Linked DNA regions of Homo sapiens: region 2 is linked to region 1. Evidence: read pairs that join two places in POLR2A ChIA-PET (ENCODE). Cell type or tissue: CD4-positive, alpha-beta T cell. All regions are shown on one strand.

Region 1 (5,000 bases):
GTAAAGAGTAACAGTTCACTCTTACAGATTCAGTTGGGAATAACTGTGTCAGGATGCCTGAGGAATATCACCTTGTTATCTATTTATTACATACTAATTCAAGATTTTTTCTCAGGGTGGCATGCATATTCAGTAGTGTTTGTGTATTGTACTAAACCCTGTTCTTACTGAACTGAGATTTTGCATTTTTTATAAGCAGAGCTTGGAAGCTGAACCCTTAAGTGTCTACCCTGGTCTTGTGGCATTTCATGTTGAGAGCACCAAAATATTCCCTGTGTCATGGGAAGGGTAGATTATGAGAGAAAGAGCAGATAAACTCCTGGGCCCTAGGGTGGTTTTTTTTTTTTGTTTGTTTGTTTTTATATCATGTATCCACAATGATCATTTGGAAGGAATCCAAGTGAATCAAGTGTGAGTCAAACAGCATTGTTTATAGATGCTGTTGTAGTCTGTTCTATGCTGCCGTAGTGGAATACCACAGACTGGGTAATTTACAAAGAAAAGAAACTTATTTACTTATTTATTTATTTTGAGATGGAGTTGCCCAGGCTGGAGTGCAGTGGGGTGATGCAGCTTACTGCAACCTCTGCCTCTGGGGTCCATGTGATTCTCCTGCCTCTGCCTCCCAAGTAGCCGGGACTACAGGCATATTCCACCATGTCCTGCTAATTTTTTTTTTTTTTTTTTGTATTTTTAATAGAGATGGGGTTTCACCATGTTGGTTGTCTAGGCTGATCTTGAGCTCCTGACCTCAAGTGATCCTCCTGCCTTGGCCTCCCAAAGTGCTGGGATTACAGGTGTGAACCACCACACCCAGCCAAAAATGTGTTTCTTATAGTTCTGGAGACTGGGAAGTCCAAGGTCGAGGGCCTGCATCTGGTGAGGGCCTTCTTGCTGCATCATCCCATGGTGGAAGGTGGAAGGGCAAAAGAGGAAGGGGGCCGAAGTCTTCCATTTTATATCCCACTTCCACATTAACAGCATTAATCCATTCATGAGGTGGAGCCCTTATGGCCTCATCACTGTTGCATTGAGGATTAAGTTTCAACATGAACTTTGGGGGACAGAGTGAAACCATAGCAGACAGTTTTCAGAGCTTTCCACCAAGCCTGTTTCTCTCCACAGTGCACTGACTGAGCAGGGCTGCGGCACTGGGAGGTAGCTGGTGTCTGCCATGCACTGGGCTTGGTGCAGGAGTTGAAATGTACTTGTGGGCCAGATGTCACCAAGTGGGCGTCTATATGTGCCTCTGCAATGGTAATTCCACTCTTGCTGCTTTGGTATATATTTGCTATTTCCTAATAATATAGTAATAACAATCTAGAACTGGAAGGAAACTCCTTGTTTTAGAGGGGAGGATCCTTCAGCCCAGAGATCATACAGATATAGTTGGGCAGAGTTGGGACTGGAACTCAAGTCCCTTCTGCTTGTCGTTTTTTTCCAATCTAATATATATGTATATCTACATACACCTATACATAACATATATACACACACACTCTAATATATATATATATATATATAAATTTTTTTTTTTTTTTGAAGAGATGGGGTCTCTGTGTTACCCAGGTTGAAATGCAGTGGCTCTTCACAGATGTGATCATAGTGCACTACAGCCTCAAACTCCTGGGTACAAGCGATCCTCTGGAGTAGCTAGGACCACGGGTGCACACCACCGCACCTGTCTTCCGCCATGTTAAACATAACCCTTCCCCATAGAAAATTCTTAGCACATTTTATAAAGTGGGCTGTGATGCCATGAATCCCAGCCTCAGGAGGGCCATTCTGATTGGTCTCAGGCCTCCATGCTGTAGGTGTTGTGGTGATGCTCTAAGAAGTGCGAGAACTTGTCCTCCTCCAATTGGAGGTTGACTCACGCATGCTTCCTGCAGTCAGGTTGTGTGAGTGTTGCAACCTGGTACCCACCCAGGGCTGGAGAGTCTGCGTGCATATTTGCTTACAAGTAGAGGAGCTGATTTTTGTACAGACAAGTACATTTCACCAGTGCTGCCAGCACGTTCTCTTGGTCTGGAAGGTCAGTAACTGGTACCAGAGTTGGTACGGTTTGTTTTTCATTGTTTGCTCTGGCTTCTGTGCCGGATGAGGTCATTCAGTTGCATACAGTTCCTGCTTTCAGAAGTTGCTAGAGTGTTTCTCTTTGAACTTGAACTGTGGCTCTTTTGATATCCAGAAAGAGAGTTCTTTGTGGGGATGGTTAATTCTTGTTTTGGGTGCTTTTCTTCACCGCTCTAAGGAACTACCACAGTCAGAAGGTGCATTCTTACTGCGATCTTTTTATTTGCTACCTTGGGCTTAAGGAGCCTGCCTATATCTACTGAGGTGAGGTTAGGTCAGTCTCTGTAACCGTTCGTCACTTAGGCCTTGATGGGTGACATGGATGGGGATGACTTCCTGGGCTAACTCTTCTCTTGCTAAAGGATGATTTTTCACCACCTTGAATGCCCATGATTAAAACATAAACAAGAAAATAGATATCTGAGGTAAGAATAAACACTGGGACTTTTCTATGGCTGTTGAATAATGTAGTCCTTCTCTAGAAAATGTTGTGTGAACTTAGACTTGTTAACACAATAGCAGACTTGTATGAGACTAAATAAAAATTATATGTTGTTATAGTGAGTGGTATTGAATAGTGTGTCTTTGCCAGGAAGAGAGCTTTGTAATAGGCTGTGTCTTGTGTAGTTGTGAACTATTTTTTTTTCCTAAAATTTCTTCAGATGCCAACCATGTCTGTCAAACTCTGGATGAGTCGCCTTTTACTTAGCTTTTTAAGAACTCTTTTTGGATTCACTAACTTTTATCTGCATTATTTTATCCATGCTCTATTAAGTGTCTAGGATCCTGATAATTATGCATTTTCTCTGAAGATATCTATTTCCAGTAAAATTTGACTATCTAGTGAAGATTGTAGGCCTGATAATATATTTTGAAGTACTTGTTATGATCTGAATGTGTGTGTCACCCCCAAAAATGCATATGTTGAAATTTGAACCCCTTATGTTATGGTTTTAGGAGGAGGGGCCTTGGGGAGTCCTGAGAATGGGATTAGTGCTTCCAGGAGAAGAGACAGGAGAGCTTTTTTCTCACTCTCCCTGCTGTCCACCATGTGAGGACACAGCCAGAAGGTGGCTGTGTGCCAGTCAGGAAGGGAGCCCTCACCAGACACCCGATCTGCTGGCACCTTGATCTTGGACTTCCCAGCCTCTAGAATTGTGAGAAATAGACAAGTGTTGTTTAAGGCCCCCAGCCTATGGCAGCTTGTTATAGCAGCCTGAGCTAAGACATATTTGATTTTAGCAAAATAGCACTTGATTTGAAAGCATTCTGCTCATTGCCATCACCTCCTCCTTCACAGTTGTGGATTAAAAAAAAAAAAAAATGAACACATGACCACAACAAAACACTGATATGTGCTGAGTTTAATTTACTTCTTTTTTTTTTGAGATGGAGTCTCACTCTGTCATCCAGGCTGGAGTGCAGTGGTGCAGTCTTAGCCCACTGCAACCTCTGCCTCCCAGGTTCAAGCGATTCTTCTGCCTCAGCCTCCCAAGTAGCTGGGATTACAGGAACTCGCCACCATGCCCAGCTGATTTTTGTATTTTTAGTAGAGATGAGGTTTCACCATGTTGGCCAGGCTGGTCTTGAACTCCTGACCACAAGCGATACGCCCACCTCAGCCTCCCAAAGTGCTGGGATTATAGGCGTCAGCCACTGTGCCTGGCCTTTAATTTGCTTCTTATTCCTTGGTTAGGATTAGGGAGAGAATGTCTTGGGTGGCCACTGTGGAAACAGCATTTCCAGTACCTGTCGGTACTTGTCTAAGGAGATTTAATGCTCTCCTTCCTCTTGGGCAGTCATTCTCACAGTGGCTATGGCTTGTCTTGCTACATACACTGTGTAACCACCCTGCCCTGCTGGGCCTTGGTGTACACAGATATTGGGTAAAAATCTAATGTTGACCTAGATAAACATCACACACACACACACACACACACACACACACACACACCCACCACATTTTTTTGGTAGGTACGTTTTCAATGTCGTTTCATTTCAGAAAAAATATGGGCTACCCTTATATTAACATAGGACACTCAATTACCTTGTATGCATTCACATTTATTTACATACAGTTTTTTTCTGTAGCAATGATAAATGCAATCCTAAGTAATATTGGCTTAATATTTGGATGCTTTAATTTATAAAAGCTTTCCCTTTCTATGGCTCATGACAGTGATTTATATATTTATTGGTAGCTCTGTTTTAGAAAAGCGACTGAGTTGCTGGGTGTTTCTGCCCTAGTTTCTGGTTTCCGGGAACCTCTGGGCTCGCCCAGCCTGCCTGGTTGGCTGTTGGCTGAGGCTGGCCAAGGTTCTTGAAACTGTTGACACCTGTGAAGCTCTCTGTCCATCTCAGTAGGCGCGAGAGTCCCAGATCTTGTTTGGGGAAGCACGGCCTTGCATTGAGGAGGGAGAAGGGAAGAAAGAACTTGATTATTTCAGAGAAGAGACAGAGGAACCTTGGTTTCCCTCAAGGTCTTAAGTCTGGAGTACCTGTCACTTCTGCTGACCTGTGAGCTGACTGTGTGAGGGCTCCACCCCTCCAGTCCTGGCCTATTTCCATCTTTCCCAAAACTTGAGAGGAAGGTTACACTGAACAGAAGTACCTGTGTTGTTCTTGAGTTGAGGAATTTTTTTCTGCTATATTTTTTTCTAAATGATGCTAAAGTTTTTGCTGGAACAATATGTTGAGTCTGTCTAGCTTCCGGAGGACTTAGATCACCACATGTTATGATCTTAACGTAACACATGTGTGCATGCATGCATGCACACACACACACATATGTGCACAATGCAAACTGCAGCTCACCACAACACAACATGTACCCTCCCCTTCCTTTCATGGGGATAGGATAACTCGAATCTTCCTTCTGACTTTTATTGTCAAGAAATATTTTCTACACTCTCTATTTCTATATC
Region 2 (5,000 bases), 330 kb before region 1:
ATCATAAGCCGACTGGATTAAATTGACATTTATAGAACACACCACCCCAAACTAGCAGAATGTATCTCCTGAAGTACACATGGAACATTCAGCATGATCATATCTTTGCTCATAAACACACCTGATTTAAATTGACAAACTTGGATCTAGTATGATAAACTGATGGCTATAGACAAAATCAGCACCTTATTTATCCCCAAAGATGTTAAGTCACTTAACCTTGATGTGAATACGGTGGCCAAATTAGAAGCGGACAATTAGAATATAAAAGAAAATGCTCAAGAATTAAATGGTGGCCAGGCACAGTAACTCCTGCCTGCAATCCCAGTACTTTGGGAGGCTCGCTTGAGCTCAGGGTTTTGAGTCCAGCCTGGGCAACACACAGGGAGACCCTGTCTCCACAAAATGTTAGCCAGACATGGTGGTGTGCACCTGTAGTCCTCGCTACTTGGAAGGCTTAGGTGGCAGGATGGATTGAGCCCAGGAGGTTGAAACTGCAGTGAGCTGATTGTGCCCAGCCTGGGCAACAAAGCAAGACCCCATCTCAAGAAAAATAAATTAAAAAAAACTAAAGTATATGTGTTATTCTGTGAGTCATTCAACATTCTTGAAGTCCATCAATGTGTTAGGCTTTTGTGTTATGTATGAGGATTTTTAACAAGTTTTAACAGATATTCAGGAACACTTAGTTATTGTGACATTTCATAGATTATGGAAGCAAAAGCAGAGACACCACTTAAAACAATTTGCAGATCAGTTAAACTAACACTTGATATGCATTATCATGATGCTGCATGGCAATCCGACCAAAAAGTATTGGATCCACCAGACTAACCAGGGTAACAAGACTCAGAGTTAGTATACACATAACTATACACATTTGTATATATTCACTGTTAACTAAAACTTAGTTTTAACAGTGTACCTTATGATCGAAAGTGGTTGTTCAAAAAATGCCTGTAAACATTCCTCTGAATATATTCCTGTTATTTTATAATCACATTAATATTACATACTGTTACGTTTGTTTTATATGTGAGTCTGGCATTATAAATGCTGGCTGAATGAATTGGGCTAAGACAACTACAACAGATGTGATCAAGAAACCGATAGTGATTACCAGAAATTATATTTGGTGCTTACTCTGATGATGCTCTTAAGTTTTTTACAGACTATATGAACTCCTTTAATTTTCACAACCACCCTTTGAGGTAGATACATTTCTAATCCCCATGTACAAATGAGACAAAGGCACAGAGGTTAGTTCACATAGCTATGAGGCACAGGCAGAATTCAAACACAGGCAGTTTGGCTTCAGAGACCATGATCTTAACTGCTATGCTCTGATGTCTCTCCAAAAAAGTATAAACATGAGCAGGGTTAATTGTAGCAGCTACTTGGTTTTTACGTCAAGAATCATAAACCACAAGAGGAAACATGAAGTTTTTGTTTTTTACTTTTCAAGATGGAGTCTCGCTCTGTCACTCAGGCTGGAATGCAGTGGCCCTATCTCAGCTCACTGCAACCTCAGCCTCCAGGGTTCAAGTGATTTTCCTGCCTCAGCCTCCCAAGTAGCTGGGATTACAGGTGTGTGCCACACCTGGCTAATTTTTGTATTTTTAGTAGAGACAGGGTTTCACCATATTGGTCAGACTGGTCTTGAACTCCTGACCTCTGGTGATCCACTCGCCTCGGCCTCCCAAAGTGCTGGGATTACAGGCGTCAGCTACCGTGTCCAGCCGAAACATGAAGTTTCAAAATGCCAAGATGTATCACAGAAGACACTCAGCAGTCAGCCACATTTATCTTGGAGAAGAGTTCCAGGACTTAAATGTTTGAATAGTATAAACTAGTTTTTTAAAAAGTCTGCCTGAAGCCGAAGATTAAATACTTTAAAAAGTTCACTGGGTGATCTTGGCATGTTGACATTATCTTAACAGTCTAAGCTTGTTACCTTACACCAACCTGACAGGTTCATTAGAAGCACATGAATACATATAAAAGGCATAAAAGACTGGGTCAATGAATATGAGCTCTGAATTCTAAAATTCCTTTGCATTTCTAGGCAGTACTTACCATAGTATGTTTACGTACCTGGTGAGTGACAATGCTCAAAAATTTCTGAAGTATTCATCCACATTATGCTAGCGAAATGTCAAATTGTCCTTTAATATTCAAATGCATGAACCATCACTCCTTGGCCTTTTGGCCAAGATCAAGTGTAGTATCAAATGCATGAACCATGAAAGCTATCTTAAAAGGAAAGTAACATTTAAAGGAATTGAATATAAACCTTCGGTTAATCTTGCTAGCACGTAGTCAATACATCAGTATTTTTCTGCCCCTTTTATAGTCTTACTGGAAATGACTGTAAAACAGAAACAAAGCTAAGCCATGGTAAATAGAACATTAAATGCCCAACCTAATTTATTTTGCTAAGAGAAACTGATGAACTAAAAGAGAAACAACTATTGTCTACATTTTAGATATGGGGGAAAAAACCCTGAGATTACTAATTATGTATCACCATCCTCTTAATGTAGATCCTGAAAATGATGGTATCAATATAATACATACAGTGGATTCACCTTTTAAACTGGATCTATTACCTTTGATATTTGTCTTACACTGAAAAATTCTGACATCTTCAGGAAACCAATATGATGGATAAGCTAAATGTTGACTTAAAATAGTTAAACCCCTTAATAACATCCTTTAGTTTCTATTATTTCACTGCTTAAGTTCAGCATCTGAATAACAAAGGTAACATAAGTAGTACTTAAGATCCCAAAGGCCCATTACATTCTATCAATAAAGACAAAACAAAACTACATGTTTACTGAAAATAGTCTTTTTTTCTTTGCTTTCCAGTTTTACACTTTTGTTGAACACAAAAAAGTGGACAAGATCAAATAACTAGATGGTAAAACACTGATTTTTTAAAAATCACATCTTTAAACCCGTGAGAATCACAATTCAAAGTATGGCCACTGGGGGCAACCTGTAAACCTACAACCTTTTCTTAACACTGACACTATGTGACTGATTTTTCTTAAAACACAAATGCCATTAAGAAAGTATTTTTTGTTGACACATTCTGCAAAAAAAAAAAAAAAAAAAAAAAAAAATTTTTTTTTTTTGGAGACAGTCTTACTGTGTCACTCAGGCTGCAGTGCAGTGGTATGATCTTGGCTCACTGCAACCTCCGCCTCCTGAATTCAAGTGATTCTCCTGCCTCAGCCTCCTGAGTAGCTGGGACTACAGGCGTGTGCCACCACGCCCGGCTAATTTTTGTATTTTCAGTAGAGACAGGGTTTCACCATGATGGCCAGGCTGGTCTTGAACTCCCGACCTCACGTGATCCTCCTACCTCAGCCTCCCAAAGTGCTGGGATCACAGGTGTGAGCCACCACACAGGCCTGGCCCCCCATTCTGCAATTTTGGTTAACAGAATCTGAGGGTCCAATCATGTAAACAATTTATCCTATATATTATGAAAGAGTGAAGTTGTCATAGCAATATAATGAATAAAGTCTAGCTTCTCCCAAGAAAGAGCTAAAGATTAAGAAGTGCTGCATTCTTGAAGTTGGTTCAATTTTATCCAAGCTTATTTTAGGTAATCAAAGCCTGGAGCAATGAGCTTAGGTAAAAATTAGGAATACTGAAAGCTAGATTTGCTGCATTTATCATTTTCACAACACAATTAGAAATCTCAGAATCAGACATGAAAGAATAGTTTTTCCTGAGATTCAATACTATGTTGGAAGCCTCCCACTCCCTTGAAAACTAATATATTCTATTTTAGTCTTCGTAGGTTGACTAATAAAAAGGTCTAATAATTCAGGCACACACTTTGGCCAAGTTTAGCTTTATCACATCTAAAAAAAATTTATGTATAAAACAAGTATCAGTTCAAAAATATAGATTACTTTTTAAGAAGAACCTGCAGGAAGTATAAAAATATTAAATCTGGTGGAAAGGAACTGTTACACCTGCCTGAAATTGAGAGGCTGTAATGTTAATGTACATTACAGTATTGTTAGGTACAGCTGCTCTCCAGGCAGCTTGTTTTACCGTTTAGATCAGAGGTACTCGACACAGATTTCCAATTCATGTTACTAACAGGCGCCCTTAAAGTGCTCCATTCCCCTTGCTTGGTACTCCAAAAAACCATCCTGGTCCCATTATCATGTCCTTTCAAAGAAGCATAATGGCTAGCCATTTTGGACTTCTAGAGAGAGCTCTTCGGAGATTTTTCTTCTAGAAGATTAAGAAGTCTTTTAAGAATTACAGGTTCAGACATACACTCATCACAACAGTCTAGATTGCTTCGAAATACGAAATGAAGCTGAAATTAATTTTTACATTTAATTTTATACCTTAAATTTCTTTATCATTGAGGTGCCAATGTTTTAATGGAAAAGTAGAAAACAGTATAAAATTCAGTATCACCTATTTGTCTCAAATACAAGTACAGTGAGTATTAAACAGGAATGACAATAGAGTAGCAAAAACAGAACTGTAGATTTGCCCAAATTAACTGTTTCTCCGAATTTGAGGTGTATGGCAAGTTGAATCTTTGATCTCTCAGCAGTTGTTAATTACATTATCAGCTTAACGCTTTCAAACACTACGGGAGGCATTTCTCTGTTCACATAGACTTAAGTACACATATACTAAGCTGTAAATAGTCTGCCTTCCATTAGTTTGGTCTCTAAGCACTATAAATATGTCGACTTCATATCAGTCTATGAGACCCAGTGACCCCCTTTTCAGAGGCATCGGTAATACATTTGGCAAATGTCTTGAAACATGAATTGTAAATTAACATAGGTAGAACCTTGATAATAAGAGTCCCAAATATGTATTTTTAAAAATGTTAACATTAGGAAAAAAATATTATAATCATCAGCTCTATTTCCTGAAAAAGTTCAGTTGAGGTAACCTCTGCAAGTCACAGCTCCACATTTACATACTGTTCTGACCCTCTTTTTGGCTGG

What was found. ChIA-PET counts read pairs that join two places held together with the same protein. Peaks named below come from ENCODE experiments on the same cell type or tissue, not always from the same donor. Only the 100,000 strongest peaks of a DNase experiment are listed, where the experiment ranks them.
Region 2: POLR2A ChIA-PET joins it to region 1 with 5 read pairs; 2 of 35 experiments call an interaction of 5 or more read pairs at or near these places.

The regions. Positions count from the first base shown.
Region 1 is chr10:14,569,264-14,574,263 of GRCh38, reverse strand. The region is part of intron 2 of FAM107B (family with sequence similarity 107 member B); the gene reads left to right. Among named protein-coding and RNA genes, the nearest start is that of MIR1265, 140 kb to the right of the region's middle. RefSeq lists a silencer at 1,778-1,827. In CD4-positive, alpha-beta T cell, no CTCF peak of the experiment used is centred here; DNase peaks (open chromatin) are centred at 2,153, 3,323, 3,963, 4,363 and 2 weaker places; H3K4me3 peaks cover 3,256 bases; H3K27ac peaks cover 4,336 bases.
Region 2 is chr10:14,902,444-14,907,443 of GRCh38, reverse strand. It overlaps SUV39H2 (SUV39H2 histone lysine methyltransferase), which reads right to left. Exons shown (of 6, transcript NM_001193424.2): 6 at 3,129-5,000. The coding sequence ends at 4,932. DCLRE1C (DNA cross-link repair 1C) reads left to right here. Exons shown (of 14, transcript NM_001033855.3): 14 at 1-2,831. Among named protein-coding and RNA genes, the nearest start is that of SUV39H2, 26 kb to the right of the region's middle. RefSeq lists an enhancer at 2,391-3,091. In CD4-positive, alpha-beta T cell, CTCF peaks have their summits at 2,790 and 2,989; a DNase peak (open chromatin) is centred at 3,003.